Regions from separate parts of the Homo sapiens genome. Here region 1 is linked to region 2. The links are chromatin loops, found by intact Hi-C in ENCODE. Cell type or tissue: Caco-2. All regions are shown on one strand. Links, peaks and the distances in the headings refer to the core of each region. The heading gives the core; the rest is flanking DNA.

Region 1 (16,830 bases), core at 5,930-13,929, 84 kb after region 2:
TACCTTTGGCTCATTGATGGAATTAGAGAATGCCCAAGAAGATATGAAAAAAAAAATTACTATTTCCAATGATCAACTTGGCAGAACTCAACAAAAGCCATGCAAAATGGGAGATGACCAGATTTAGTCTCTGCAGAATGGCAGAAGTTCCCGATTTGCCATGGATGTTATGCTCTTCATTCTCCGAGCTTCCTCCTCAGAGACTGCCTTCTAAAGGGAAGGACATGGACATCTGCTGGGAAGACGTAAGAATACACAGGAGCACACTACACAGAAACATGGACCCCCATGGTATCTGTGACACTAGGGAAGCACACATATCAGTATGGTAAGGATGGTGTGCCTGCTCTGGGAGGAGGGTAAATAGAAGGCTAAAATGGAAAAGGGAGAAGTATACTCTTTTGGAATGAGCAGATGCAGAGAGAAGCCTTTGAGAATGGATCCTTAGCTGCTTATGAGCTATGAGATATGATGTTGCAGTGAATTACTAAATTGGCCTAGATATAAACTTAAGTTGATGATTTTTCGACACCCATCCTAAATTTGGACCCCATCCCTAACTTGCGAAATTGAATCAGGAATCAGTTTACAAGCTCTTCCCTGATTTCCACCCACCCACCCACACAGACAATAAAATAAGCAGCCCCAACAAGCCCAGGATCACAACTGGGAGCTTGCTCACAGGGGAGGTCGTAAACCCACTGTTTCCCTTTTGTCTATATGGCTGACCCCATTCTCTCTGCCTTGGGGGAACAAGCTTGGCTGTAAAAGTCTGGATAGAGGCCCAAATAAAAGGTCTGAGGAAGAGGGAGAGGCTCATGAAGGAAGAAGACAAAAATCAGGGTTCAGCCGACTGCCACTGAAAGTCATACAAATGAATGTCATAAATATACCATCAAACGGGTACAAAGGACATGTCCGGTTAGGTAGGGGCCATGTGCTCAACCATGGCTTTCCCCGACCAAAAAGTATAGCCCGGACTTCTCCATTTCTCATTCATCAACCTCATGCAACATTCATTTAGCTGCTCATGGGGTTGTTGGGAGAAACATTATGGTCAATCAACAGAAATAATCTCACTTTGTAACTTAGAACCCATTTATATTTTCAAAGGATTTGAAGCATCCAGCAAAAAGGTACTAATAATCTAAAAGGATAAAGTAAGTAGTTGTTGGACATCAGGGCCCAGAGAGGACAGAGTTTGAAAAATCCGAGAGAGGAGGGTGATACTTCCACTTCCCACTCATTGCCATTCCCCATTGCAGGGTCAACCAAAGCAGCTGAAATTCACAGCAACAAGGAAAACAACTAATATTTATTGAGCTCTTATTATGTGTTAGGCATTTTACATGTCTTTTCTCAGTTTTCTCAAAATAACCCCAAAAAAAAAGTAGTATGTTCTTTTCATGGAAGAGAAAGAAACAAAGTAACTTCACTAAGGTTTTACAACTATTTAAGTGGCAGAGCTGTGATCTGAACCCAGGCCATTTCATTCTCGGCATCCTGGGATCCTAACCATGTAGCTATTCTGACTATTGTCCGTAACACCTAGGTGGAGATTCATTGTGATCTCTACTGAAAACTGGACTTTGGAGGACAACGCAATCTCACATATAGGAAGGCTGGGGAGACTGCTGGTTTCCAGCATAGGGAGAGATGTCAGGAGACCCAGAATCTGGTCCTGGCTTTTGTTATCCACTTGCTAAGTGACCCTGGGTAGGCTGTATCTTTCTGCACTTCAAATTTTCCAACTATCAAAATAGGAGAATCCCTGCCTCTTTCTTTAATGGGGAAAAGGAACTGAAGAGAATGAATATATTTAAACATTTTGAGAAAAAGATACTTTGAGATAAGGGTGACTGTACTGCGGGTAGGGTGTGGAAGGATGTGAAATGGTAAGTGACTAAATTTGGTTTATCAGAAATGACCTATGTTGAGTTTACAGGAAAAACATATAAAGCTATGTTTTGTACCTCCACCCACACATACTTTTTTTTTTTTTTTTTTAACCATATGCTACTCTGGGATGGGAACTGAGAATCTGGATACTATGTTTCATCTCTGAGCTTTAGCCCTTCCTGGGCGCACCTCAATTTTCATGACAATCGTTAGATTATGTTGAAAAATATATCTCACCAGGCTAGCAGTGGGATTGATTTTCTTTGTCTCCACTTTCTTCTCTGAAGTCAACTTGCTGACTGATTCCTGAGCCATTTTCAATCTGAAATAGAAATAGGGAAAAGACAGGGGAGAGAGGGAAAAGAAAGGAAGAGGGAAAAGGAAAGAAGAAAAGAGTTAAGGCAGGTTAAACATAAACCCAAATGCTTTTGAATTAATCCATCAGCAATTTGAAAATACTGAAATGTTTTTTCAATGCTTGTTATTAAATTCAAATCCTAATTAGGTGTGAAGGCTTCTCTGCTTTATCAAAATTTAATTTTCTTCACCAGCTGAAGCCTGTTTTTGTGAACAATGTGGTAGTTTCTGATGGATGGAGTACTATGTGCACAGAGCATTATTTACTTCAGTGTTATCCGGCTTGTGATCCACTTAGCAGATAATGAGATGATTTTGAAGAATGAAGTTCTGAGGAAATGTGAAACTACAAATACTAAAATTCACGAATTCACATCAATTAAGATGTGATAACCTATAGAATGGGAAAAAAGATAACCTACGGAATGGGAAAATATAAATATATGTATTTTTCATTCTGTAGGTTTTTTTCCATTCAAAAAATATATTTATATATTATATTTATATATTACGTATATTTATATATTATATTTATATATTACGTATAACATATAACACATTTATATATTACGTATAACATAACATTTATATATTACGTATAACATATAACACTTTATATATTACGTATAACATATAACACTTTATATATTACGTATAACATAACACATTTATATATTACGTATAACATAACACATTTATATATTACGTATAACATAACACATTTATATATTACGTATAACATATAACACATTTACTTATATATTACGTATAATATATAATACATTTACTTATATATTATGTATAATACATTTATATACTATGTATAATACATTTATATATTATGTATAATATAATACATTTATTTATATATTATGTATAATATATAATACATTAATTATATATTATGTATAATATATAATACATTATATATTATGTATAATATATAATACATTATATATTATGTATAATATATAATACATTATATATTATGTATAATATATAATACATTTATTATATATTATGTATAATATATAATACATTTATTATATATTATGTATAATATATAATACATTTATTATATATTATGTATAATATATAATACATTTATTATATATTATGTATAATATATAATACATTTATTATATATTATGTATAATATATAATACATTTATTATATATTATGTATAATATATAATACATTTATTATATATTATATAATACATTTATTTATATATTATATAATACATTTATTTATATATTATATAATACATTTATTTATATATTATATAATACATATATGTATAATATAGAAATATATATTTTATATATATATATATTTTTTTGAGACAGAGTCTTGCTCTGTTGCTCAGGCTGGAGTGCAGTGATGCGATCTCAGCTCACTGCAACCTCCACCTCCAGAATGGGAAAAATATTTTTAAATCATATACCTGATAGAAACTTGTGTCTGGAACACAGAAAGAACTCTTACAATTCAAATAAGAAGACAAATTATACCCCCTCCTCTAAAAATGGACAAGGGATTTGAATAGACATTTCTCCAAAGCTGACATACACATGGTCAATAAGCACGTAAAAAGATGCTCAACATCATTAGTCATCAGAAAATGCAAATCAAAACCACAATGGGATACCACTTCACATCCACTAGGACGGCTAGAATCAGAAAGGAAGACAGTAACAAGTACTAGAGATGAAGATGTGAAGAAACTGGAACCCTTATACACTGTTGATGTGATTGTAGAATTACACAGTTGCTTTGGAAAACAGTTTGGCCGTTTTCCAAAACGTTAAGCACAGAATTACCATATGACCCAGCAATTCTACTGCTAGGTACATAAATATATCTATAACTAAGAAAATTGAAAAGATGTCTATATAAAAATTTGCATATGAATGTTTATAGAACCACTATTTATAGTAATCAAGAGTAGAAGCAACCAAATTTCCATCACCTGATGGAAAAATTAAATGTGGTATATCCATACAATGGAATACTACTGAGCCATAAAAAGGAATGAATTTGCTGATACATGCTACAACATGGATGTACCTCAAAAACATTGTGCTAAGTGAAAGAAGCCAATCACAAAAACACATGACTCTATTTATATGAAATGTTCAGAACAGGCAAATCCATACAGAAAGTAGGTTAGCAAAACTATGGGTTTCCCCATGCTGGGGAAAATGGGGAGTTATTGCTAACCAGTCAAAGATTTCCTCTAAAATCAGATAGAGGTAATGGTTGTAGACCCTTGTGAACATACTAAAAACCACTGTGTAGTGAAGTGATACTAATGTGTATGGAATTGTACACTTTAAAAGGGTGAATTTTATGATATGTAAATTCTATCTCAATACAACTTATTAAAAATTCATTAATTCAGCATGATAGTATTTCTTACCCATCAGGTTGGCAAATGTAAACAATTAGACAATATTAACTGTTTGTGAGGATGCAGGGGAATGGGAAGTGCCACACAGTGCACTAAGGAGAAGAAATTGGTCTAGTTGGGTTTGGCAATATCAAGTAAAACTGAAAGCATGTACACTCTACGAGCCATCAAGTTTTCTTGTAGGGAGATACCAAAAAGAATTATAAACAGACACAGAGCTTTCACTGTGGCAATATATGCAATCAAGAAAAACTACAGACAACCTAATGAATAGGTTCAACAGGGTGATATATGAGAATAGCAAATAACAACTAACATTTATTGGGTACTTAATCTGTACCAGGTGCTGTTCTACCTACTGTATTTGAATTAAACTTAATTTTCACAACTCTGTGAGATAGGAACTTCTACTATTCCCATTTCATAGGTCTTAACCACCATGCAATGTGCAATGCTGCTTATGTACTGTATTCATTCAACAGAATAGGGTATAACAGTGAGAAGGAATGAACTAGATCTACAAATTCAAAAATCACAGGAATCAGAGGCATGATACTGAGAGTGAAGAATCCTGCAGTGATACAGTGAATAGTCCATCTGTGATGATGGTCAAGAGCTCAGGCTCCAAAGCCTGATTGCAGAATTAATTCTCAGCCCTATCACTTATTAACTGTGTGACCCTGCACAAGGGAACTCTCTGTGTGCCTTATTTCCTAAAAAACATGACAGTAATAGTGCATGCTACATAGGATCAATAAGAGGACTGAGACAGTATCAGAAGCATGTGAACCAGAGCAACTCCATCTTCAATAGAAGCTGGGTAAAATGAGGCTGGAACCTTTTGGGCTGCATTTCCAGATGACTAAGGCATTGTAAGACACAGGAAGAGACATGAGGTCAGCACAAGATACAGGTCATAAAGACCTTGCTGATAAAATAGGTTGCAGTAAAGAAGCTGACCCAAACTCTCCAAAACCAAGATGGCCACCTAGTGACCTCTGGTCGTCCTCACTGCTACACTCCCATTAGTGCCAAGACAGTTTACAAATGTCATGGCAATAGTCAGGAAGTTACCCTGTATGGTCTTAAAAAAGGGAGGCATGAATAATCTATCCCTTATTTAGCATGTCATCAAAAAATAACCATAAAAGTGGGCAGCCAGCAGCTCTCAAGGCTGTTCTGCCTATGGAGTAGCCATTCTTTTATTCCTTTACTTTCCTGATAAACTTGCTTTCCCTGTACTCTACAGACTCACCCTGTATCCTTTCTTGTGTGAGATCCAAGAACCCTCTTTTGGGGTCTGGATTGGGACCACTTTCCTGTAACATCTTTCTGGCAACCACAGAAGGGACTATAGTGAGGAAACCCCTGACCCAAAGGCTAGCTTTGGGTAACCGGTGGGGTCCTGTATCAGCAGTACAGCTCCAGGCAGGCGGTAATAGCAGAATAAATGTAAGCTGCTATTGTTACTTTGCATGCAGTATGCTACACTGTGCGTATAATTTTAAATTGAACCCATACATACAGACATCTATCTGTATTTATATATGGATACACACATATGAAAGTATTCAAAATAGACTAGAAAGATACTCAATAATTTCATGATAGAGGTTATTGCTAGAAAGATCTGGGAAGAGAATGACACTGGCAATAATATGCCAAGTAGAATTTCATTTTATCTGTAATACTTCATTTTTAAACTTAAAATCTTAAAGAATATATGATGCATGTTAATAGTTATAATTCTAGGTAGTGGGAATATGGGTGTGATATGCTATCTTTTATATTTTTATTTTTAAAATTTCTTCAAAAAATCTTCAAAATAGTAAATACTTAAAGATCTATCAACTCAGACATTTAAAAAATATGCTTTTTCTTCCATGCTTCAAATAAAAATATCTTACTTAATATTAATCACATACTTGTTGGCATCTGTAAGTGGCTGAGTAGCTTAGCTCTTTATTTAGCTAATGTTATACAATTTGCTTAAAACACACATTTAGTAATCCCATCTCCCTGCCCACATGCACACGTTAGTTACAATGAATTCAACATTCTTACTTGTGCACTGGACAATAAATTAATTCTACTGTTGCAGTGGGAAAGCAGCCATCTGAAAAATGCATCAACGACCGGGCTATGCTATGTTCTGATAGATTTTATTGACAAATACTGGTAGTGGGCCAGATCCGGCTCATAGGCTGTAGTCTGCCAATTCCTGGACTGTATCATAGGATTCAAAATCTTATGCTTTTGGACTGGCAATACAATCTCCCTGCTATAAACCCAGTTTACTTATCTTACCTTTTCAGACCCAGATCTGTTGTTGTATTCGTAGTATGCTGGTTTAATTAGCTGAGTATCCTTGGATAAGTCATGTAACCCCCAAACCTCAATTTCCTCATCTCTTTAAAGTGTGAATAATACCACACCTAATAACATTGTTGCTATAAAAATTAAAGAAAATACTATATGTGATTACTGATCAAGCATCTTTTCCTTCACCTCACTCCACGTGTTCCATGACCCACCCAAACGACTTACATTCTTTGTACATGGCTTTTTCTCACCTTTGCATCTTGCTTTTACTGTTCCCTCAATGACGGTCTGAGTCATTTCCATGCATGCAAATTCTTCCCATTCTTCTATTTACAGCTTAAGTGTCAAAGTCATGAAAGCTTCCTTCATCTCTCTTAGCCAGAAGTAATTGCTCTTTTCTTAAATGACAAAGCACTTTGTGCCTCTCTTAAGGTACTTAAGGCATTTCATCTTAGAACTGAGTAGGTGTCTTATTTTTCTTAAACCATTGGAATGACTTAGGGACAACGAGCAGGATTTATCCATATTTGGGACCTCTCCTTGTTCCTTTACCCAGCACTGTACCATGCTCAAGTCAGTTCTTAGTATCTACGTGACAAATGACATGCATTGATAACTTTTGTTTTTCTGACTTAAACAATTTAAATGTTTAGTAAATAGTTATAAAATGATTGCTTTTTGCATTTATCCTTGGGAAAAAACTATAAAAACATTTAGAAGTGTAGTTCCAGTTACTGATTAGCTGATTAAGTCTTAAACAAGGAAAAAGAAAAGATACTCAAGGCCACCCAAATGTGCTAAATATTTACACGTGTCATCTTATGTATAGATTCCAAGATACTTAAAAGTATCCACATTACTTTGCCCACAAGGAGACTAAGACTCAGTGAGGTTATGTGACTTTGTCCCAAGTCTGGAATTTATTTCTCCCACTTAGGAGGTAAGGGCTTTTTGCATTTAATCAAAGAAAATTTGCTGGTTAGACAGTTTCTAGCTGCATACACGCTCAACCTCCTCATTGTTTGTGGACTTGTTTTTGTTTCTGGCCTAAATGTTGGCTCTAATGTCCATCAGTAGATGACTGGACAAAGAAAATGTGGATCACATACACCATGAAATACTATGCAGTCATAAAAAGAATGAAATCACGTCCATTGCAGCAACATAGATGGAGCTGCAGATCATTATCCTAAGTGAAATAACTCAGAAAGAGAAAATCAAATACTGCATGGTCTCACTTATAAGTGGGAGCTAAACAGTGGTTACACATGGACATATAGAGGGAAATAACAGACGCTGGGGGTGGGGAGAGTGGGGAAGACAGTGAGGGTCAACAAATAATCTACTGGGTACAAGGTTCACTCTTCAGGTGATGGATACAGTAGAAGCCCAAACCCTGCCACTATGAAATACATCCGTGTAACAAACCTGCACAAATCCATGTACCTCCTGAATTGATAAAAACAAAAAAAAATAAAGGTTATATGGCAATCCTTACAAAAGAATTTGGAAATATAGGAAACAAACAAACATATCAGAGAAAGAAAATATATATTCTCAATTGATAAACGTCTCAGTAAAATTTTTGAAAACTTTATCTTTTCCTCTTTCTCATTATCATGCATATGCTCCCTAAGGAGTTATTGGGAGCCCCAGTAAATACCAAGTGCTGCCAAAGACTACTGAGGAAAGACACAAGTGTAAGATGGGAAAGTGAGTCATGTCCTCTGATGTTCTTGCCTAGTCTTGACTCTGTAGAAGTTGACTGTAACCTGGCCGGGTGTGGTGGCTCACGCCTGTAATCCCAGCACTTTGGGAGGCCGAGGTGAGTGGATCATGAAGTCAGATCGAAACCATCCTGGCTAACACAGTGAATCCCCATCTCGACTAAAAATACAAAAAATTAGCCAGATGTGGTGGTGGGCGCCTGTAGTCCCAGCTACTCAGGAGGCTGAGGCAGGAGAATGGCGTGAACCCGGGGTCGGGGGAGCTTGCAGTGAGCTGAGATTGTGCCACTGCACTCCAGCCTGGGCGACAGAGCGAGACTCTGTTTCAAAAAAAAAAAAAAAAAAAAAAAAAAAAAAAAAAAAAAAATAGTTGAAGTGGCGTGGCTTTCCATTTAGAGATTTAGGCTCCCCACTGTTATAGCCTCATCTTTTGGGAAAGCCTATGGGCATACTGTGGGCTTTCTACAGGTTAGAGGCATACAGCTGCAGCTAAATCAAGTCAATTTTCAGAATCTAGCCATCTGTGAGACTGAGGAAGTACCAAGTCTTTATTCTTTTGACATTCAGTATTTCACTGGTTTGTGTTGTACAAGGCAGAAGATACTGAAATCATTATGAAGTTTGTAATAACAGAAGTGCTTTTATTTTTGACCACAGGGATTGAGCACACCAGCCAATCAAGAGATAAATGAGATATGGAGGAAATGGGGCAGATAAGAGTGTTCAGGCTGCTTTACACTCCTTTTCACTATTGGAAAATCCAATAGTTTGGAGCAGTGTTTGTAAACTATTTTTCAAAGAGCTTTAACCTTCAGCAAAGGTGTTTCAGGGAGAAGAGGCAGAATTAGGGGATCCTCCAGATGCCAATGTTGGCAAGCTCTGCTTCAGTTAGAAAAGCTTTACTTTGTTTTATACATTGATGATTTATGTATGTTTTTAGACAAAAAGAGGTCTGCTTTTTTTTTTTTAACAGAACTTTTTGAAGCTCCTAGGGGGAAAAACAAAACAAAACAAAACAAAACAAAACAAACCTTCCTCTTCAGGAGAAAGACAACAGAAGCCAACAGAAAGCTTCTTCCTAAAGAACTGTCTATGAATATCTTAGAGGTAGACAACTGATTTAAGAAGACCAAGGGGATGATTCTTCTGACAGCCATAACCACAAGATTTCAGATTTTGGGCTCCAGTAAAACATCAAATCTACAAAAATCACAACATGGCCAGCTTTCCCACTCTCTTCTGCTTATTACTTTCCAGGTAAGTTCTAAGCCTGTGAGATCACCAGTGTCTGGCAAATACAGACAGGCACAGTGGGGACAGATCCAGATGAACCAGACTGTGGAAATAAGTGGGGCACCCATTTATTTCCCTCTCATAAAGGCAGAGATTGCCTCACATTTCATTATGATTCATTTTATTTATGGTCTTTTCTGGAATTTTGCTTGAGTTCCCTGATTTCTGCCCTATGCAACTTTCCAATGTCTATTTGCCTCCTTTGCTTTTAATAGCTTCAGAATGAAAATTAAATAGAGCTATCTTATTACACCTTGCCTATGGCTTCTCCCAACTTAATTCTGTGACTGCAATTAACTTTTTTTGGAGGGGGGTTCATCTGCTCATCCTCGTTTCCTTTCTTTCCCATTCAACGTATCTGTGTGAACTGTAACAAGACTGTCAACCTGTTAACTTTTGAGTAACTCTTAAGTATGATGCTAGGGGTGTGTGTGTGTGTGTGTATACGTACGTGTGTGTGTGTGTGTGTGTGTGTGTGTGTGTGTGTGTGTATATATATATATATATATTTTTTTTTTTTTTTTTTTGTAGAGATGAGGTTTCACCATGTTGCCCAGGCTGGTCTCAAACTCCTGAACTCAAGCAATCCACCTGCCTCAGCCTCCCAAAGTATTAGGATTACAGGTGTAAGCCATCAAGCCCAGACAAAGGCTAAGTTATATTTATAATGAAAAAAAGGAATTTAGGCTGATGACTGGCGTCTGGACACAACAGGTCTCAAATCATGGTTCAGGTTTGGGTTTACACTCTAACCTATGGAATTAATTTTAGTGTTTAAAAATAGGTAACTGGCCCCTGAAAATTAGCGTTATCTTTTAAACACCTATGGGTGATATGTTAGAAATTCTCCTAAATAATATGATTGGTTCATTTCAGTCAGTACAGAAAATACAATCTGGTAATACTATCAGGGCATTTTTGTTAATACATTACTTGCTTTTGTATTGTAGACAACAGGACCAAGAAGTGACTTCAGGAGCAGAGGAATAAACTTTTGGCCTCTAATGCTACTAGCTTTAAAAAGAAAGCCCTACCAGCTACCTAGTACAGTGTGACTAAAATTAATCACCGCTCGACTCAGATCATGTATGTTTCTTGATCCAAGCCATTAAAAGTTAATGGCTTTGGAAATATTGGCAGACAAAGGCAAAGAAAAGAGACACATTGAGGGAATATGGTTCATGAAAGGCATCTTGGGAAACACATGAGATCTGACCAGCTATAATATGAATCTCTTTAAAAAAAGATTTTAATATCACTCGTTGCTAAAGAAAGAAGATAAAAATGGTCTAAAAAATGGATACGGTATGCTCTGTGTGCCAACAGGTAATGTGCCTTTAAGTCAGCATGCCACAGGAAATGTCCACGTTCCCTAAAAAGTAGGATGATAAAAACTGAAGGTCCAAGCTGCTGCACCACTGGACTTACCCTAAATGTAAAGACAGGAGTTCAGAATCTCTCTAATAAATGCAAGAGCTCTTCATTCTCATGACTGTTCAGAAATACATGGACGAACATGATAAACAAAGGAACATGCAAAAAACACATTTTTACCACTGGCTCAGTCAATTCTGGCCTATGGTCCTTTGGAATGGTGAATAAGGTTTCCGTGGTATAAAAAAGGTATTGGCCCTCACTGTAGATCACACCTGTAAAATAAATGACTCACCAGTCTGACTACCCAATATAGCTTTGCTCTACCAGTCATTATCAGGGACAGCTTCTATGAGCAAATAATGACACTCTTATGGTCTCCCTTCAGAAGAAAAAGTCAGAAAAGGGGTATATAGAGCTTCAAGGATGAAATACAAAAAGGAGTGAATATTCACTCCTTTGCCATGATCTCCTTGCAGCTTTGAACTAAGTCACATCAGGCCAAGGCACAAGGAATAACATATAGACTTTGGGGCATCAGGGAAATGGCTTCCTTGCCTCAGAAAGCTCAATATCACATGGTTTATGGCATTTTGAATAGAGAAGATTGAGGGCAACGTTTTGATCTTTTTCTCATTAGGCTTACCTGAAACATAGATGGTATTAACGCCATAAGGGCTGTTTTAAATATGCTTTCAGAGGGATATGGCTGTGTCCAGCCATCCCTCCAACCACTGCCTGGTGGCCTGAACATCAGAAGTAAGGCTCTGTCCACTCTATATAGTTTGTTCAGGTCTTTTGATACTACTCGAGTCTATACAAGGTACAGCCCCCAGTTCCCAGAGCGAAATTGTTTCTCCAGGCGAAAACGGGCTAATGTCCAACTTTGATTCTAAATAAGTGAGATCGTAGAGACCTGACCAGGGCTGTGAGGACCACTCTCATTTCTATCCATCTTGACAACAGTCACTCACGAGGCATTTCTGAATTCCTGACATAACTATCGCACGAGGTTAACTGCTATAAAAGTCAATGAAATAAGTAAAGTCACTCCCTACTGTAAGAAAAAAACAACAACAAACTCATTAATTTCTCAATTTAAAGGGAAATTTTTTCCTTGCTGCAGCAGCTGATGAAAACATCATTGACTAGGCTATGTGGAATGTTTCCAAAGGGTAGAAAAATAAAACTAAGAGAAAAGAGCCATAAACAGTAAGAAAGAATGGGTAACCCCAAGTTCATTTATCCCAGGCAGGCCAACAAGGCCACATACTTAGACAGACACACTCTTCCATGCTCATTTTCTCTTCAGAGTCTGACCTTCGGCCCTGACCGCTCTGGCACCGACCACCTCCTGTGCCTCCCAGGTCAGTTTCACTAGCAGCCATGATAAAACAGACCAGCAGGAAAGTAAGAATACCAGCAGAAAGTAATCTTAGGCTTAGCTCCTAACACACCAGAATTTAGCCTTTAAAAGTTATTCCAGTTGGGCATGGTGGCTCACACCTGTAATTCCAGTGCTTTGGGAGGCTGAGGCAGGACTGCTTGAGGCTAGGAGTTCAAGGCCAGCCTGGGCAACACAGCAAGACCCTCTCAACTAAAAAATGCTTTTTAAAAAATGAGTTGGGCATGATGATGTGTGTCTGTAGTCCTAACTAGTCAGGAGGCTGAGGCAGGAGGATCACTTGATCCCAGGAATTGGAGGTTACTATGATGACACCACTGCATTCTAGCCTGGGCAAAAGAATGAGACCTTGTCTCTTAAAAAAAAAAAGTTATTCCATGATAAATTAGCATATCACTTCTACTTTGTCCAATTGTGTACTTTGTCAAATCTAAATCTGACAATTTTCCCTACTCTATTCCTAAGATATTTTCCTATTTAAAAGTAAAAAACTTCTCTTAGAGACTGCATGCATTTCACCAGCTACACAGATCAGCCACTTCATAGTTTTTGTGAGCTATCACTTGTATACCCAAACATACTTTGACTTCAAGTGATTAATTGCAGAACAAAGTCCTCTTCCGTTTGCAGAGCTTCTCCCCCAGGACACAGGGGAGTTGAAGTTGGGGAGCCCTGGACTTGCCCTGGAATGCATGATCAGTTAAAGCCAATCACTCTGCACTTAGTAGACATAACACCCAGAGCCGACCCGGCGATTTAGGTGCAGAGTGAAAGGTAACAGCATCGCATTCATTTCCTCATTTAGGGAGAGTAGTCTGGGAGACAGTTTGAAAACTGAAATCAGCCCTGTGTCATAAATTTGCAAATTTAATTGAAATGCATTAGTCTTTGGAAGACATTTCCAATCCCGATAATGAAGACATGCATGTGCTAGCAGATGCAAGCTCCCCCTTTTGGTTTTGAAACCTCTACCACCTACTGAGTCTCACCAAAAACTAGCACTGAGAGCCTGTTTGCATGGGTGACTGGAACAAAAGGGTGAGGAAACAGGGAAGATTGTCTGGAGTAAGGAGTCTCTCTGGCGCCCCTCAAATCATTCTACCCAGGCAGCCCCCTGTTGCATCTCTGCCCAAGGCAGGAGCTGTCAGGAGTCCCACAGATAAGTAATTTAGAAATATTCTAGGCTGAATGAAGGAGACATACTTTAGGTTTCCATTGTTCTCTGCCAAGCTAGGGAAATGGAGTGCGGACAGATGCTCTCTAAGGTTTTGATTTGAGCTCCAAAGAGGTTTGAGGCTTGGCATAGCCATGAATCCAAAGGATCTCCACTTCCTTCTTTTTTTCTAAACAAACTGAAAGTAATACAGTCAAGAACAGAGCTGGCGATTGTTTTATTCCATTAACTAATCTTTCTTGTTCTGAACATGTCTATTCTCTTTAACAAAGCTATTAAGATTTTAGATTCTTGGGCAAAAGCAACCCATATGGGATACATTTAGGGACTTCTACCACCAAAACCCAAATAAACAAGATTTTTCATCTATCAGCAGCAGACAGCAAATCTTGCAATCAATTTCAACATGGCAAAAGGAAACACAATGATTATTTATTTGTTCAACAAATACTAACTCAGCATCTACTATATATATGGAAAAACAAGGTGCTACAGAGAAAACAAAGTGGTACAAGACATTGTAATTATCTTCTAGGGGCCTATGATTTATCTAAAAGAGAAAGTGCCTATAACCAAATGAATAAAAAACCAAATCATTAAATGACAAAACTGAAGATACAGTAAACCCCCAAAATTCTGGAGATACGATAGCTCACACAGATTGGAGAAAGCTTCATGAAGGACACCGTATGTGATCAATAAATTTTTCCAGAATAGTTTCATAGTCTGTATATCACTTGAGACATAATATTTTTAGATTATACCATTATGTAAATATTATAGTAGTTTTAAAGTAGAGTCACACACTGCATAATGACATTTCGGTCAAAGACAGACCTCATATATGATGGTGGTCCCATAAGGTTATAATGGAGCTCAAAAATTCCTATTGCCTAGTGAAGTCATAGCCACCATAATGTTGTGGCACAACTACTTTATTATAAAAATAAATTTAGTGTAGCCTAAATGTACAGTGTTTATAACATCTACAGAAGGGTACAGTAATATTCTAGGCCTTCAGATTCACCCACCACTGACTCACTGACTCACCCAGAGCAATTTCCAATCCTGCAACCTCCATTCATGGTTAAGCGCCCTACACAGGTGTACCATTTTCTATCTTTTATACTGTATTTTTACTGTACCTTTTCTGTGTTTAGATATGTTTAGATACACAAATACCATTGTGTTACAATTATATTCAGTACAGTAACCTGCCGTACAGGTTTGCAGCCTAAGAACACTAGGTTATGCCATACAGCCTAGGTGTGAAGTAGGCTACACCATCTAGGTTTGTGTAAGTACACTCTATAATGTTCGCACAATGATGAAATCACCTAACAATGCGTTTCTCACAATGTATCCCGCTAGTTAAGTGACACGATTCTACGTGTTTAAATTAAGTGCTGCAAATTTATATTATAGGAATGTGCAAATACACAAGAGACTGGAGTAGACCAAGCACTCAAAGGAGGAAGCACAGAAAAGAAGGCAGTTAGGCTGATCCCAGGAATAACACTGCATGATTCCTCCAAACGCATGTTCAGTCACCCAGGTCCGCCTCTTTATGTCTATGTAGCCAAATTCATCTGCTGTCAATGCCCAGCTCATTTTCTACTTAAAATCACAGGAAGTCAGGGTTGGAAGAGAACTGCAAGATCACCTGAGCCCAGGAGTTTCTAAACTTGGCTGAAGGATCACTAGGAAGGTGTCAATCTCTGATCTCCAAAGCCTACCTGGTACATGTAAACAAGAGGATGGTGAAGCCAAGGCATTTATTAAGGAAACTAAACACAAAATGTGTTCTTGCTCTGCCATCTCTGTGGGGAGTTTCTAAAACCACAGATTTCTAGACTCTACACTCTGGTATTCTGATTCAGTGGATCTGTTTACATTTTTACAATGACCTCCAGGTGACTTGGGAGATCTGCCAGGTTTGGGAGCTGCTGATCTCTAACACTGCCCTACTGGCTTCTGAATCTCCTCTAAAACTATCTGCTTAGGGTGGTCCTGATTATGGCTAAGTGTCTTCTCAAAGCTCCCTGTAGCTTCCACATTTCCTTTGGATCATTTCTTCCTCCAAACTCTTACACCAGCCAAGATCTTCAATGCTCTTTCAATATCCAGCTGTGCGCTGGAGAATGCACCATACAAGACACAGCAAAGAACAGGCTTGTGTCCTAGAAGTGGAAAGATACACATAAACTGCTAAAATAACAAGTTGGAATGAATTAAATACTAAAGGATCGTAAGAAGAAAATGCTGTCAGAGCCCACAGGAAAAGCTAATTCTTTTATTAAGGGAGATTTCAGAACATTTCTACAGAACCTGGTTTCTGGAGGCAGCCCTTGAAAGACGACTCTATTTTGATCAGCAGGAAATAATGGGGGGAATGCGGTATGAAGAAATTATCCAGTGAGAACACAAGGAAAGAAAGTGCAGGTGTGAGACAGTGAGTGGTCATAGTAGGTGCAGGGAGGGATGAGGCTATAGGAAATGAGGCTAAAGAGTGAGTTTAGGGCAGGTTCTCAGAGGGCCATGCTATAATTTGGGAGAGAATATGAAGTTCTTGAAAGAACTCAAGCTTTAGTGTAAAAAAAAAAAAAAAGACCTAGGTTCTTATCCTCATTCTGTTTATTAATGAAACTATGACATTGAAAATTCATTTACTCTCTCATGCTTAGCTGTGAAATAGCAATAAACCTTTTTTTTTTTTCCTTCAGGGCTGTTGTGACAACTTAATACATTAATAAATTAAAGTACCATCCATGGCTAATTATCTTTCCTTTATTTCATGAGCAATGGAAAACCACAGAATATGTTTAAAGAGATAACTATGATCTAAATTCTGTTTTGGAAAGATAA
Region 2 (16,830 bases), core at 5,090-13,089:
CCCATCAGTGTGGGACATATCTGGGGGGACATGAGGGTCTGTCTGCCCTCCCAGGGTCTGTAGGCCAGTGGGGAAAAACTGATCACACATCTGCATCAATTCTATAAAAACACAGGACAGAAACAGGGAAGTGCTGAACTGCATGCTCCAGGAAATAACTTTGAAGGAATTCGGGAGCAAAAGATGAGATGAACAAACTTAATTTCTCCTATGTATCTTTTTTTCTTGGCCTAGCCAGACTGATGTAAAATCTACTAGATCTGTAATATTTGTTTGCTGTCTGTTGAATTTACTGCAGGCTTAGTTTTTAACCATCCCAGGGCTGCCCAAGGTAGGAACTTGGTCTAGATACTCCACATTTAGCTACTTCATATACAGTGTTGCCTCACGTAAAACTCAATGTCACATTTGCTTTGGCTTTCCAGGGTATTTTATAGCATCAAGACTTGATAAGTGATCAAGGTCCATTCTGCTAATCCACTGGTACCTTACTAGTCAGAAGGGCCTGGCCACCTACCTCCTTCTTTATCTGATCAGATGAAAGTGGGAGAAAAAACAACCCCACTGTTACATGGTAAAATGCTATGAGATAGTGACCATTTTAGTTAAAACATACAAACCTAAGCACGTACTCAAAGCCACTGACTATTTATTCAGAAGAGCAAGTGCCTGGATCCTCACAAAATTTGGGAATCTGGGCAGTGGTAATTGTGGCCATTCTGAAGGGTTTTGCCAAATCCGGTCAGAGAGAGCTTCAAGAGGTGTGGATTTTCTGGCCTCAGCATCAGTCCTCAGGCCCCCACAACAGAAGGTTCCAAGCCCCTGTACTGCCTGACAAAACACAGAAGACATACAGCAATTTTCTACGCGAGAAGTAGAAAATTTTTACCTCTGGAAACAAATCTTTTTTGAGGAGAGTTAACAGAGTTATTAGGGGTTTTTCTTGGTGATTACAGCTTCCAATAGCAGATGGTGACAGAAAGGGTCCAAAGGGTATAATGTGGTCTTGAGGGAACATCAAGAAATTCTATTCTAGGAACTCAAAATACACATAATTTACCAGTAACACGGCTTGAATATCTCCCTACAACACAACAAGAACATTTCCAAATAAGAGCAATGACTGACCCAAAATCAATAACTTAGCTTGAAACTTTAATTGTCTCTACTTCCTGGCCCACCATTCCTTCTGCCCTGACTCAGTGAATGACCATGGTCACGATTTAGGTCATTTTTCCGTGAGACTAGTGATTACCAAAACTCAGAATGCTGGCTAAGACACATGCTATAAAGGATTTTACTTTAGCCTCAATTTCCTCCACATAGGAAAGGCTTAGAATTTAGGAAAAGAAGGGTCACTTTGACCCAGAGATATCAAGTTCTTCCTGTTCTTGGGCATCTACAAAGACCCATTCTCATGCCATAAACCATGGGCCTCTCTGGATTGATAAGGAAGCACGTTGGCCCTGCCCATCATGAGGTCTCAGATGATGTTCCCATCTTGATTAAAGACATTAACACTGCCCCACCACCACCCCCAGTACATGAATCAATATAAAGAAACTATACGCTTTCTTTTTTGAACAATGAAGTCTTCCTTCAGTGAAGCTCAGCATCTGCTGTGAGTTTCCAGAGGACATTGTAAGCAAAGATCCAATCCCAGTGGTTCTTCCAGTTGTGAAATGGGAATCATGTTCTCTGTGTGCCCTACCCAATCTCTTGCCCAAGTGAGAGAAGACAAATATAGCAGTGCCTTGAGTTTTTCAGAGCACAATTAAAGCCAAGGCTCAGCTAGGCATGGTGGCTCACGCCTGTAATCCCAGCACTTTGGGAGGCCGAGGAGGGTGGATCACCTGAGGTCAGTAGTTCAAGACCAGCCTGGCCAACATGGTGAAACCCCATCTCTACTAAAAGTACAAAAATTAGCCGGGCGTGGTGGTATGCTCCTGTTATCTCAGGTACTCGGGAGGCTGAGGCAGGAGAATCGTTTGAACCTGGGAGGTGGAGTTTGCAGTGAGCCGAGATCATACCACTGCACTCCAGCCTGGGTAATGGAGTGAGACTCCATCTCAAAACAAAGCAAAACAAAACAAAAACAAACCCAAAGCTCATTATTATTATTCCTAAGTGCTGGATTCAATACTCAGTTAAATATTTATCAAAAAAGTTCACCTGATTCCTCTTTTTACCTCCTCATTAATTTTTCCCCTCCCCTCCAACCTTTGCATGTTGTAGGTCTGGGCAGGACTTCTCCCATGAGAGATAGATTCTCCTCAAAGTTGCAACCAAGCCCCATATGGCTTTGAACAACTTTTTGTACTCACCCAAATCCAATTGAATTCCTCATTGCTTCACAAATGAAATGTCAATCTACCTTTAAATGACTGTGAACTTTTAAACTCTTAAGCTGTATCTTGTTAATATTTGAGCTCTACTATTGATCTTATTTAAACAGTTTATGAACCTTTTAATCTCATATTTGATAAACTTGAACCTCTCATATCCTCCTTTAACATATTAGAATTTTTGGAATAAATATTACTAAACAAAATTCTGATATGATCCCCTGGGGTAGGCCAAACCACTGTAATTGATAAAAGGAATTTTTATTATTTTAAATATTTCTAAGATGAATTCTCAGCAAGGTGTTGTCTTGTGGCATGTCACTTTTCAAGTGTCTGAGGACATTGCTCACTTTGTAATTCTCACCTACTTTGTGATGCATCTTTGTAGAGTGAGTCGGACCTTTCACGATTCATGCGTTTAGCAGTCAGAATGTGAAAGAACATTTGTAAATGCTAAACTCAGGTTTCATTCCTTCTCTTTTGAAGAATGTCTGCTCACCTTTCAAGAGTCATGGCAGGTTATTTCATGGGCAAGAGAGCTCCACCTGTGAACAGACTCCATTCATACATGGGGATTGAGCATGCAACAGGGATTGCTGATCGTTTGTAACTACAGCTTCTTTCTTTCTTTTTTTTTTTTTTTCTTTTTTGAGATGGAGTCTCGCTCTGTCGCCCAGGCTGGACTGCAGTGGCGCAATCTCGGCTCACTGCAAGCTCCGCCTCCCAGGTTCCTGCCATTCTCCTGCCTCAACCTCCCAAGTAGCTGGGACTACAGGGGCCCACCACCACGACTGGCTAATTTTTTGTATTTTTAGTAGAGACGGGGTTTCACCGTGTTAGCCAGGATGGTCTCGATCTCCTGACCTTGTGATCCGCCCACCTAGGCCTCCCAAAGTGCTGGGATTACAGGCGTGAGCCACCGCGCCTGGCTACAGCTTCTTTCTTATATTTTTGTTCCATTATTGGAAGGCAACTTCAATGAACAAACATCTTCCAAAACTTTTGAATTTTTCTTCTGCTTGCTAAATACTATTTTGTAAAGTTTCAATTACTAGTTCGAATCCACACCTCAATAAATAGATATGTATTAGAGAAGGAATGGAAAAATATTTACTCATTAAGAATACCAACACATGAAAGTGATTTCAGAGTATGGAGTCTTGAGTCAAAAACAAAGGACCCTTCCCGGAAGCTTCCTTTTTTGCTTCAGTTTTTGAATTTGACTGAAGGAAGGTGGAAATGATCACTCGAGCCCCTAATGAATTCTCCTTAGTAAAATACTGGCGAGGAAGAATCAATCCCAGCAACAGGATGATCTGGGACCAGTCTTCAGATGTTAATTCCCACTTGGCCCTACTCTTCTCCTTTAGAACGTTTTTCTTGCAAAATATAATTTAATGCATTTCAGATTCCCCTTCCTACCTAAATAGGGCCATAGAATAATAATTATCTTTCTTATGGGTCTTGGTATCTAAATTAGTAGCAAGGACTTATGAGGTGGTTTACTGCACTTCTTTGCACCAAAAATAATAATTTTTAAAAAGACCACATTGTATCTGATAAAGAGCTCTATAGTTGTGTGAAAAACACAATTAGAGACATCTATCAGTCAGAAAATGTTTCATAGGCCACTGAGGTATTAATTAGTACACTGGAGTAATTGTTTGGTAGTTGGTAGGTGCCACTGGTTACATTGTTGTTAACCTAATAGGCCAGAAACAATTCTTTTCTTTTCTTTTTTCTTTTTTTTTTGAGACAAAATCTTGCTCTGTCGCCCAGGCTGGAGTGCAGTGGCATGACGTCTGCTCACTGCAAGCTCCGCCTCCCGGGTTCACGCCATTCTCCTGCCTCAGCCTCCCAAGTAGCTGGGACTACAGGCACCCACCACCACGCCCGGCTAATTTTTTGTATTTTTAGTACAGACGGGGTTTCACCGTGTTAGCCAGGATGGTCTCGATCTCCTGACCTCGTGATCTGCCCACCTCGGCCTCCCAAAGTGCTGGGATTACAGGCGTGAGCCACCGCGCCCGGCCCCAGAAACGATTCTTGTTCATTTCTTTTCTGAGATGTCTGTATCTGATGTTCACATATAACACCAAACCACATGGTTTTTGTTTGTTTGTTTTTCAGAGTGTCAATCCATATCTACAAGGACAGAGACTGGATAATGTTGTTGCAAAGAAGTCTGTCCCCCATTTTTCAGATGAGGATAAGGATCCAGAGTAAAGAGAAGATGCTAGACGAAAACCCACATTACCTGTTAGGCCTCAGCATGGCTTATGTGCACGTGTAAATGGAGTCCCTGTGAATGACAGCATGTTTCTTACATAGATAATTATGGATACAAAGCAGCTGTATGTAGATAGTGTATTGTCTTCACACCGATGATTCTGCTTTTTGCTAAATTAGAATAAGAGCTTTTTTGTTTCTTGGGTTTTTAAAATGTGAATCTGCAATGATCATAAAAATTAAAATGTGAATGTCAACAATAAAAAGCAAGACTATGAAAGGCTCAGATTTCTTGCAGTTTAAAATGGTGTCTGAGGTTGTACTATTTTGGCCAAGTCTGTAGAAAGCTGTCATTTGATTTTGATTATGTAGTTCATCCAGCCCTTGGGCATTGTTATACACCAGTAAAGAAGGCTGTACTCAAGAGGAGGAGCTGACACATTTCACTTGGCTGCGTCTTAATAAACATGAATGCAAGCATTGGCATATGGAGTTTTCTTTTTAAAGCATTATAAAGAACAATTTCTTTGTTTAATAGAACAACCTGATCTACATATATGATAGTATATGATCCAAACAATAATGCTGTGAACTTAATGGGTCTGGTATTATCCCCATTTTACAGATGGTAGAACTGAGATGCATTCAACACACTGAGATACGTTCAACACACCATTGGGAATCATCAGCAAAATCCAGCATGAAGAGTCTCTACAGGATAAGTAGCCTAGATTTTTCCAACAAATAAATGATAGGAGGGAAAAATGGTGGGGTACTATCATAGATTTTAAAAGGCTTAAGAGACATACGAGCCAAATATAATGTGTGTGGGTCTTATTTGCATCCTGACTCAAAGAAAAGCATTGATCAGACAGTCAGGGAAGTTTGAGTAGTAACTGAATATTTTGGTATGATTCAAGTGTTACACAGTATTATATTATGGCTATTTTTTTAAAAGAGCCCTTATATCTTAGGGATAAATATTGAATTATTTACAGATGATATGATGTCTTGGATTTCTTTAAAATAATCCAGTGGTAGTGATGAGGTGGAGGGCCAGGAGGGAATGGGGATATAGATAATCAAGACTGGCCATACACTGATAACTGTTGAAGCTGGGTCAAGGGTACTTGGGAGTTCATTGTACTTCTTATATCTTTTTTTTTGTTGCTTTTTTTTTTGTTTTTGAGACAGAGTCTTGATGTATCACCCAGGCTGGAGTGCACTGGTGTGATCTCAGCTCACCGCAACCTCCACCTCCTGGGTTCAAGCGATTCTCCTGCCTCAGCCTCCGGAATAGCTGGGATTACAGGTATCCACCACCACACCCTCTAATTTTCGTATTTTTAGTAGCGACTTGGTGTCATCATGTTGGCCAGGCTGCTCTCAAAACTCCTGACCTCAAGTGATCCGCCCACCCCGGCCTCCCAAAGTGCTGGGATTACAGGCATGAGCCCTCGCATCTGGCTTGCACTTCTTATTTCTATGTTTGTATGTATTTGAAAAATTCAACAATAGAACCACAGTTAATGGTTAAAAAGTAAGAGTAGATCATGGTAAGAACTGGCCTGGAGTCCAGGTGTGGTGCCTCATGCCTGTAATCCCAGCACTTTGGGAGGCCAAGGCAGGCGGATCACCTGAGGTCGAGAGTTCGAGACCAGCCTGACCAACATGGAGAAACCCTGTCTCTGCTAAAAATACAAAATTAGCTGGGTGTGGTGGCGCATGCCTGTAATCCCAGCTACTTCGAAGGCTGAGGAAGGAGAATTGCTTGAACCCAGGAGGCAGAGGTTGCAGTGAGCTGAGATGGCACCACTGCACTGCAGCCTAAGTGACAAGAGTGAGACTCCGTCTCAAAAAAAAAAAAAACAACAAAAAACTGGCCTGGAAATAGCAATGTTGGACAAGGTAGAATAAGGCTACATAAGGCTGTGGACAATGTGAGGAAGCCAAAAAGGAAGGTGAATGAAGAGTTGTCCCAAGGTGCTAGGGAAGTAGCAGAGGGATCCACGGGAGAGAAAATCTGGCTGGGGCTAGTGGTGATGAACTAGATAGTGAAGTCAGAGTGGCTGGAAGGAGAAGGGATTTTCCTGGAAAAAAAAATAGGAAACTTAGAGGCAGGAGACAAGGAGAACCTCCATTAGACAGACTCAGAAAGGCCCTTTCTTTCTGAATGGAGTCAGCTGGGCATCTGCAGCACAGACAGAGGGATTTGCCTGTGGGCTGGAGAGGGTCATTACTCCTATCTCAGTCTTCCCACAATGCTCCAGCTGAGGATCTTTGAAACCAGAAAGGTGGTTATAGTCACCCCAGAGACATGTGGAGAACAAAAGAAGAGGATGGTGCTAGCACCACAGCCATTCATCCTGATTGAACTCCCACTGTGGACACAGCCAGCTGGAGCCTCAGAGCAGTCACACAGCATGAGGAGGGGTTTACAATGGAGTCATTCTAGAAGAGAATTTCCTCCGTTCTTGCTACTGGGAGAGAGAAAATAGATTGTTGAGTGTTTCCTACAGCGTTTGTGCAAAGCCATCCTCCCCTCCCACTGCCTTCAAAGTGAGTCACGTGCCAGGTCACCAGGCTGAGTCTTCTAGGGATGGCTCTTCCAAATGTGTTTACACCCAAAGATGCAGTGTTCCGGAACACACCTGGAGGTCCTGAAGGGAGCAATTCAGAGTTGGAAGTGTTTCTGCCAGTGAGTTGGGGGTCTGTCTGGGTTGGGCAGCTACCTGGAGGTGATATGAGCTTGGAAAACTGAGTCATCCACTCGATCCACAGTTCCACAGTCACTGCCACACAATGAGGAGCAGCATGACCCTGACTCCACACTTCCCAAGACTCCTGGAACAGAATTCTATTTCTTTGGCAAGGCTGCGACGAGGACCTTTCCTATTTACTCAGCTAGGCACAAAGGAATAGCAGAAACATCTTTTCTCCTCCTCTTTCCTTTGAAACCTTTGAGAGATACCAGGCTTCACATATAAATCTCACAGATACCAGCCACAGGGTTAGGTCCTGGAGAACGAAACCCTCCAGATCCCCTATCTGTCACAGGATCACATGGTGATCACTAAAGTGCCACTGCCTTGGCCAGGGGGACAGGAGAGCCAGGAAAATGGGAACATTTATTAAAAATAAATTGTCGGCCAGGCACAGTGGCTCACGCCTGTAATCCCAGCACTTTTGTGATCCAGCCAAGGTGGGCAGATCACCTGTGCTCAGGAGTTCAAGACCAGCCTGACCAACATGGTGAAACTCCATCTCTACTAAAAGTACAAAAAAAAAAAAAAAAAATTATCCAGGCCTGGTGGCGCATGCCTGTAATCCCAGCTACTTGGGAGGCTGAGTCAGGAGAATCACTTGAACCCGGAAGGTGGAAGTTGCAGTGAGCCGTGATGGCGCCATTGCACTCCAGCCTGGGCAATAAGAGCGAAACTCCGTCTCAAAAATAAATAAATAAATAAAATAGATTGTCAGCTAGAGGAACTCATTCTTCTAGCTGCGAGTGGGTAGGGGAGGACATGGTTAATTACTTCTCTCTTATGATCCCTTTTTGTGTTCCTGTGGGACCCCACGCATACTTTCATACAGTCCCTGAAACGGGGCATAATGATAAGAGTTACTCTATATACATAACAAGCTCTGTATACATTGTTCATTTAAACATCCCGCCCTACATTTTATAGATGAAGCCATTGAGGCAGACGGATTCCATGACTTAACCAAAACTCCTCAACTAGTAAGTGGCAGAGTTGGAACTTGAATTTAGGCCTCTGGGACTCCACAGTAGACACTCTCCCCTGTACCACACTACCACCTGTTAAAAGAGAAACCTTAGACAGATTAAACTGAACAGACTTTGAGTAAAGAGCAATTTGCAAAACAGGTTCAGAGAGACTCTGCACTGCCGTGTGGTTGAAGACAACCGATGGACAGCAAAAGGAAAGTGAGGTACACGAAAAGTGAGGGACAGAAACAGCCGTATTGGTTACATTTCAGTGTTTGCCTTATCTGAACATGGTTTGAACAGTTGGCCACCTTTGGCCGAATCTCAGTGATTGGCACAAGAGTAGGTTACAGCCTGTTTACACATCCAGCTAGGTTACAGTTTGCTATGTACAGAGAAAACTTTAGGCCGAGCTTTCACTATGTAAGGAGGCAGCTTTGGGCTGAACTTAATTTGGCACACCTAATACTTGTTTACTTATTATATATGTGCCTCATTCAACTGGGTTATAAGCTCCTTGAAGCCATAGGCTGTGTCTCATTTTTCTTTTTATCTTGATATCTTGCACGCGGCCTAACAAAGGCAATAATAACTGCTGAATGAATGAGCATGATGGAATGTTTTAAAGACGTCATAAAAGGTAAATCATCTTAGACTGTGTACAGAGGGAAAGGTGGAATTACCTCTCACTTTGGTGGGATTTACAGATTGATGTGAAGTTGTGAACATGGTTCTCAAGTCTTTCTTTTCTTTTTTTAGACGGAGTCTCGCTCTGTCGCCCAGACTGGAGTGCAGTGGCACGATCTCGGCTCACTGCAAGCTCCGCCTCCTGGGTTCACGCCATTCTCCTGCCTCAGCCTCCTGAGTAGCTGGGACTACAGGCTCCCACCACCACACCTGGCTAATTTTTTTTGTATTTTTAATAGAGACGGGGTTTCACCACGTTTGGCAGGATGGTCTCGAACTCCTGACCTTGTGATCCGCCCGCCTCGGCCTCCCAAAGTGCTGGGATTACAGGCGTGAGCCACTGCGCCCGGCCCTCAAGTCTTTCATAGAATCAGCCAGTAGAACTACCCGCTTCTTTTCTGAGTCACTGCTCAAGTGTCGGTAGTTCAGGAAGTGTCAAGGCACAGAGTTCCTGCCAAATATCTCAGTTTGCTGCACACCATGACGGTTGTGCATGATTCATTTATTAGGGAGACAGACCAGATGCGTGGGACGGCCCTGCTCACCATCAAGGCAGATCTGTGGGCAGACAGAGCATTGGGTTCTGCTGTGGGTTTTCATCGACCAGTGTTCCCTCTCTGACCATGGGAAAGCCACATGGGCAGTGCAGAAGGCATATCCCAGCCCTTCACTGGTATCATGTGCTGTGGCAACAGCCTTGGGGATTAGAACAGAGAAACCTGGGGAAACATTGGCCACTCAATGAGAAGCAAACTTGGAGGGTAGGAGGAAAGTCCTAAGGAGGGGTCAGGGAAGTATCCAGGCCATCAACTTTCAAAGTGCTCCAGGACATAATTTAGAAAGTCAATTGGCACACCTAGCCAGGAGTATATCTTGAGAAAGTAGTATTCTTTGAAGCCTCCTGAAGCCTGGGTTTTACCAACAGCCCAGTCCTGGCAAGATTCGGGGAGCTTGTACTTCACATACTCAACTTTCTGTTTCTAAAGGGAAAGGAGACTCTACCAAGCCTTTTTGGCCATCAGGCTGCTCTTCCAAAATTGTCTGGTGACTTAAGTGTAGGTGAATCAGAAACATGTGGATCAAATTTCCTGCTAAAATACACATGGGTTTGGCAATTAAAAGAAAATGTGTAGAATATGGCAGATTTGGTGGCCAGAAAGCCCCGTGAGAAGGCAAGGGCCACTGAAAATTATCGTAACTATATAGTAAAAGAAAACTTGATTCCAAATGGGCACAGAGGAATCCATGGAGAAAGTTGGTAAGACATTTATGGGTGTCACACATCGGCTTCTGAAGGCCACAAGTAAAGGCAGGGTGTTTGCAAAGATTCTTGTAGAACCATGTCCTTGAATTTGGGTTTAAAAACTTATTAACTTATAAGTTGCAAAAGAAAGGCTCTTTTAGAAAAGAGCTGCTATAAGATGGGCTGAGTTAGAAAAACCTAACAGCCCATCCTAATAGACTGAATGTTCTATTGTTTGATGAATGTTATGTGCCAGTAGAACTTGTTGATAAGCCATTCTTCTGAACAGAAACCATAACTATACACACAGGAAACAAAAATATTTGTAATGGCTTTTAGCAGTGGCAACTGAACACCTGAGGAGTGAGACGCATCTTAATAAAGCCCATTTGGAAACTATAGTGACTTCCCCACAAGGTGTCACCTTCCTTGTTAGGACTCATCACGATACCATTCATTTATTCATTCAGCAGTAACTTATCAAGGATCTATTCTATGTGCCAAATACTGAGCTATATTCTGGGACTGGGGAGTCTTACTAAAGAGGTATAAGATATAGGCTCTTCCTTCATGGAGTTTAAAGCACATTTGCAACCATAAATATTCAGCTATTTGTACACTATTATTACACACTTGATCCCATGGCATCACAGTTTAACAGAGTAGTTAGATACAAAAACTTTGTAATTAGATTTGCATTTGACGGGTTCTGTGACTTACAAGTTGTGTGGCCTTGAGCAAATAATTCCATCTCACTAAACCTTAGTTCTTTCATGTAACCAATGGGAAAGGTAATACTTACCTTATCATATTGATGTGAAGATCCTGTGATGTGAAATTCCCTGCAATATGGCACCTGTGTTAAACCTCTATTTAGATGCCAAATTCAGAATTCATCAGATTTCAGGGCAAGAAACAAACTCTTTACTCTGGATATTTCCATATGAAAGGGATTTAATGCAAGGAATTATGTGCTTACAAAATTATTTAAAGAAGTGGAGGAGCATGAGGCAGGGATCCACAGTTCAGTTTAACCAGTTCAAGGTCACGCACATAGCTGGAATCCAGAGGTCAGGAAATAGTGGTTGGTGTCACTGCCACCACCACATCACTACCAATGATGTGTGATACTCCCAAAGTCATTGTCTTGACACAAGAATGGTGAGTCTGCCTGCAGCTACCATCTCTCATAGCAGAAACAGCAGCAGAAAAATAGATGTTTTTCTTTCTCTTCCAACTTCAACATCTGTGGGAGTGCATCTATTTGGTGTTCCAGTTTGCTTCCAAAAGCCTGTCTCCTGAGGAGTCAGGTATCAGCTACATCAGGGGTTCCCAACCCCTGAGCCACCAACCAATACTGGTCTGTGGTCTGTTAGGAACTGGGCCATTCAGGAGGAAGTGAGCCCCGGTCGAGTGAACATTACGGCTTGAGCTCCGCCTCCTGTCAGATCAGTGGCAGCATTAGATTCTCATAGGAGTGCAAACCCTATTGTGAACTGTCCATGTGAAGGATCTAGGTTGCACACTCCTTATGAGAATCTAATGCCTGATAATCTGAGGTGGAACAGTTTCATCCCAAAACCATATGCCCCTTGCCATCCACGGAAAAATTGTCTTCCACAAAAATAGTCCCTGGTGCCAAAAACGCTGAAGACCACTGATCTATATTTTCCATATAGGGATAGCCAAAACCCAGGTAAGCTGAAGCTCTATGAAAATTCAAAGTAGAGCCCAGCTGTCCTGATCTCAGTTTTACCATCAATTTACTATCTTATAATAGCTCCAAAGGAGAAAAGTGAAAAACCGTAGAATTTTAGAGATCATTTTTTCCCGCCTTCCTGGTTGATAAAGTAAGAAATAGTGCTTGAAAGAAGATGAATAATCGCAGCACAGACGTAAACCAAACTCAAGCTTTATCATTAGGATTGACATAGGAACCATCCCCATGACATAGACCCCAAAAGTACAATGGTATGAATGAAAAAGGTGACAGCGGAGGCTGATCTTTATCATTTTTCACTATGCTTGGCTTTTTTGTTATTGTTGATTTTTGAGTTGGAATGTGAGCTTATTTATCCTCCACAGCTTTTGGAAGATTTCAGCCTGGCTCATCCTACGTTAGAGTGTCTGACAGGGGAATAACGCGTGGTATTTAGATGGCACCAGTTATCCAAGAAGGTCAAATTTCTTTGCAATTAGTCTGTCGTACTCCAGAAAGCCCTGAGAGATGAGACGTTGGGGTATGAGAGAGGGAGTTATCTTCATTTAACAGCAGATAGACTTAGGAAGCGGCAGGGGCCAATGAAAAAGCAGGAACGAGAATGGAAAATGTCCCAACACTATCTCCCTTCCCCCACCAACAACCCAGGAAAAATTTTCCAAATCACTTTCTACATATGCCTTGACTGTTGATTCATCAAAGATGTCTTCAATAGATTCACAACTCAAACCACATTGTGGTATTTAAGTAAAGGGGAGCATTGAAAATGTGAATATAGTATTTCTTCTATTTTTGCAAATGGATGTGTTTGATACCAAACACTGTCAGCAGCTAATACTATTACTATGTTTGCTAATATGCTCAGATCAGCTGGGCACACAACCAAAACCCATAACATTCCTGAGTGAAGTATGATCAGATGCTCCCAAATGCAATTTGCCTTCTTCCCTCGCATCGTAAGAGAAAAGGCTTTTGTTGGATATGTTTTGTGAACACCAAAGAGAGTAAATAGCTTTTTGAAGAAGCCAAAGTGTTTTCCTCCTGATTCATTGTGAATGCCTGCAAGAGTGTTTCCTTTTAAGTTAAAACAATTTACGAATTCTTCCTACTAAATCAATCTACATATTTTTATCACTGCTATTTTTAATAAGTAACTTTTCTTTCTGAAAATTTATTTCACTTTGCCCCAACCTTTCTGTGATTCTTGGGAGACAAGAAACAGAGTTCATGTAAAACACTCTTGTTTATGATGGATGAAACCACAAACTTTGTGTGATGTTAACCCACTCACAGAAGGAGAATCTGAACTTCAGAGTATTTTGTGTTTGGAGAGAAGGCTCACTAAGGGAAATGGGCTCACTTCAATTCAATATATTATAGGAAGGAAAGGATCAAGGAAGAGCTGGTCTTAAAACTGTCAAAATATAAGAATTTGATGGGAAGAAAGAAGGAAAACAGAGCAGTTGGAAATGCAAAGATAAAAGAACTGGATCCAGACATGTCTATGTAATTTCCCAGGAATGGAAATTGTACTGGCAATTTGGAAAGAGATATCGAAAAACAATATACATTAAATGTTGAGCTTTTCTTGCAGCAATGCACTTGGAAGGCTCTTAGAACACATGGCATAATGGTATTATGATTCATCTACATATGGCCTGATCCTTGGTGACTGATGAAAGGGGAAACCAAGTTTCATAAGGAATCAAACACAGAAGAGGAAGCTAAACACTTTTTTAGAGAAAAAAACTCTTTTAAGCTTCTAGGTCATCAGCAGAGTATTAACTAACGCAGCCTACTAAATTTGCATTGGGATAGATCACATATGTAATTTCCTTTAATTCTTCAATAACCCTGTGACATAGGCATCATTTTCTCTGTTTCCTGATAGCCCAAGAGTTGCCATCTCTAAAGTTGCTTAGGTAGTTGGTGGTTGAGCTTAGATGCAAACAGAATTCTTTCCACCACACCAGTGATTGTCAAACCTGGCTGCTTATCAGAATCATCTGGAGAGCTTTGTAAAAATACAGATTCTTGGCCCAGGAAATTCTGATTCAGTAGTCTAGAGCAAGCTCTGGGGATCAATTTTTTGTTTTGTTTTGTTTCTCCAGTGACTCTGATACACAGTGAATTTGGGGAAACATTGCACACAATTGCAACCAGAAATGGTGTGAGAATGGGTGAATACAAAAGCCCCGGAGGGAAGGTTGTAGAACACAGGGACTCCACTGCTCTACGAGAAGCCTGCTAAACTACACCCAGCCATAAATAGTCTCACAAAAATCTACCAGATCTGAAAAACATGCTTCGACTTCACCTGAATTTATTTCTAAGGCCCCAGACATTCCTAATCAGCCCATCTCCTCCCAGATGGCTCTGCAAACCATTCCTATCGTTTGGAATTATGTTTTCAGAAGCCTCACAACCATGATAAAATGCTGTTGCCATAAGCATTTTCCTATCTCCTCAAGATGAATTAGATGAGCTACTTAGTCCTTCATCAATAAATTGTAAAGGGAGAGGCATTTGGAACTATGGATGCCCTTCAAATGTACTTGGCTAGTTACTTGCCTCTGTTTCCAAAAAGATTAAAACGTAAAAGAAATAAGTGGCAAAACGTGCATCATTCCTGGCCACATACCCAAATATTCTTTCTCTTATCCAATATGACTTTTTCCTTTGCATGCTTTTTCACCAGGCTAAGAAAACTAAAATATCTTTCTACAACAAATCCTTAAGGTTTCCCAGAAACACAAAGTAATGGTGCATTATTTATTTCTTAGGAAATTTTACCATGTTATTTTTAGCAGAGTGCATGTTACCCTGACACAGGCCATAAAACTTACTCACTTCTTTGGGGTCTGAGGAATGTCATCTTGTGACTGGTTTTACAGGGAGAACTTATCGGGGTGCAGTTGCAGTTTCCAGAGTGAGTCAGTGCCATCATTGCCTCCGCTGTTATTCAGTGGGTGGGGCACCTGGAGCACAGGAATGTGCTCTCTGATTCCACGACAAAACTAAGGACTGAGGCTCCCCTAGGCTCAGTTGTAGATTTTGAGGCTCTTGAGTTTCAGTTCTCCAATGAGTTCCAGGTAAAATGCAGAAACCAGGCCAGGCACCAATGGCTCATGCCTGTAATCCCAGCACTTTGGGAGGCCAAGATGAGTGGATCTCTTGCCCCCAGGAGTTCGAGACCAGCCTGGGCAACATGGTGAGACCCCATCTCTACGAAAAATACAAAAATTAGTGTGTGCCTATAGTCCCAGCTACTTGGGAGGCTGAAGTGGGCGGGTCATTTGAGCCTAGGAGGTCAAGGGTACAGTGAGCTGTGATCTCACCACTGCACGCCAGCCTGCTGGGTGAGAGTAAGAGCCTGTCTCAAAAAAAAAAAAAAAAAAAAAATGAAGGAGGAGAAATCAGAAACAGAAGCAAGGCAAAAAGGGGGCTAGAGCAAGGGTTATAACAGGAAGGAAAATAAGAACAGCTGCACTTTTAATCTATTCATTCAACAAAGGTCTGGGAGCATCTATGTACTCCAAGTGCCATGTAGAGGCCGGGGATTCAGTGAGCCACACAAAGACGGTTCTTGCCCCCACAGAGCTTACAGGCACGCGGAGGAAACAGACAAAAACCAAGCAAATCTACAAATTGCATAATTTAAAAATTTGGTAAGAGCCAGGAAGAAAGGGCGTTAGTCAAAGGAAGGACATGGCTTAGTATATAAGTTAAGAAATGTCCAGGCTGGGCACAGTGGCTCACACCTGTAATCCAGCACTTTGAGAGGCCGAGGAGGGTGGATCCCAAGGTCAAGAGATTGAGACCATCTTGGCCCACATGGTGAAATCCCATCTCTACTAATAATACAAAAAAATTAGCCGGGTGTGGTGGCACACGCCTGTAATCCCAGCTACTCGGGAGGCTGAGGCAGGAGAATCACTTGAACCTGGGAGGTAGAGGTTACAGAGAGCTGAGGTTGCGCCACTGCACTCCAGCCTGGTGACAGAGCAAGACTCCATCTAAAAAACAAAACAAAACAAAACAAACAAAAAAGCAAAAAACAAAAAAGAAGAAGTGTCCAGTGGCTTTGGGTCAGCATCGGTGAAAGTGGGGAGAGCAATAAAGAAGCAATTGCAACCTTTTAGGTGAGAAATGACCGTGACCTGGACTTGGGGATGGGCCGCGAAGAGTCAGGATGGACTCAAGACAGCTACTGGACTGCCACTGGCCGCGACACTTTGGAGAAACTCTAGCAGTTAGTTCTTCCGACACAGTTCCTACAGGTGACGGGATAAAAATAGAAGACAGCAGGGGAAATGATGAGGAGACCTGGAGCACTTTAGTTACGATTCAACTCAGCCTGTGCTAGGGCCACAGGGACTCAAAGAGGAGGAAGGAGACACTTTCTCCATGCAAGGAGTCTACATTTCATTGAAGAAGATGTGTCCAGCATACATGTAACTACAATAAAGGAAAAATATGACAAGAATAATAGAAAAGGCAGAAGGCTCTGAGAAGGAGGCTTGAGGTCAGAGTAGGAATTCAACCAGAAGAGAGAAGGGTGGGAACTTCTGAGGGGAGGGAGGAGCAAGAGCAAACGTGTGAACATGGTGGTCTGTGGTATGTGCTCAGCTCCTGCTGGGCTCAAATGTTGCATGTGCACAGAGAACATTAGCTGGAGACCATCAGGCTGGCACTGAACACCAGGGGCAGGAGTGGATGCTTGCTACTCAGCTGTGCACTCCTCTCATGTTCTTTTCTACATGTGTGCAATTGAATGTCTGTGTTATATGTGCGTATTAAAAGCGAACTCTCACCTTGAAATTCTTCTTAGTGGCAAGATTCTTTTCTCTAGATTGACAGTGCAGAGCTCACATAG

The links. A loop is a pair of places that touch in the nucleus more often than their neighbours do. Peaks named below come from ENCODE experiments on the same cell type or tissue, not always from the same donor. Only the 100,000 strongest peaks of a DNase experiment are listed, where the experiment ranks them.
Region 1: a loop joins it to region 2, with 4 times the contacts of the local background. A loop is called at or near these places in 1 of 110 quality-filtered maps.

What each region holds. Positions count from the first base shown.
Region 1 is chr15:32,774,699-32,791,528 of GRCh38, forward strand. FMN1 (formin 1) reads right to left here. Exons shown (of 21, transcript NM_001277313.2): 20 at 2,137-2,221. It overlaps LOC107984089 (a long non-coding RNA gene), which reads left to right and starts at 9,780. Exons shown (of 3, transcript XR_002957769.2): 1 at 9,780-9,976. RefSeq lists enhancers at 1-69, 7,060-7,623. In Caco-2, for the core only: no CTCF peak of the experiment used is centred there; no DNase peak of the experiment used is centred there.
Region 2 is chr15:32,692,039-32,708,868 of GRCh38, forward strand. It overlaps ARHGAP11A-SCG5 (ARHGAP11A-SCG5 readthrough), which reads left to right. Exons shown (of 14, transcript NM_001368319.1): 14 at 4,476-5,060. The coding sequence ends at 4,571. It overlaps SCG5 (secretogranin V), which reads left to right. Exons shown (of 6, transcript NM_001144757.3): 6 at 4,476-5,054. The coding sequence ends at 4,571. Among named protein-coding and RNA genes, the nearest start is that of GREM1, 18 kb to the right of the region's middle. RefSeq lists a silencer at 8,490-8,784. In Caco-2, for the core only: no CTCF peak of the experiment used is centred there; a DNase peak (open chromatin) is centred at 8,623.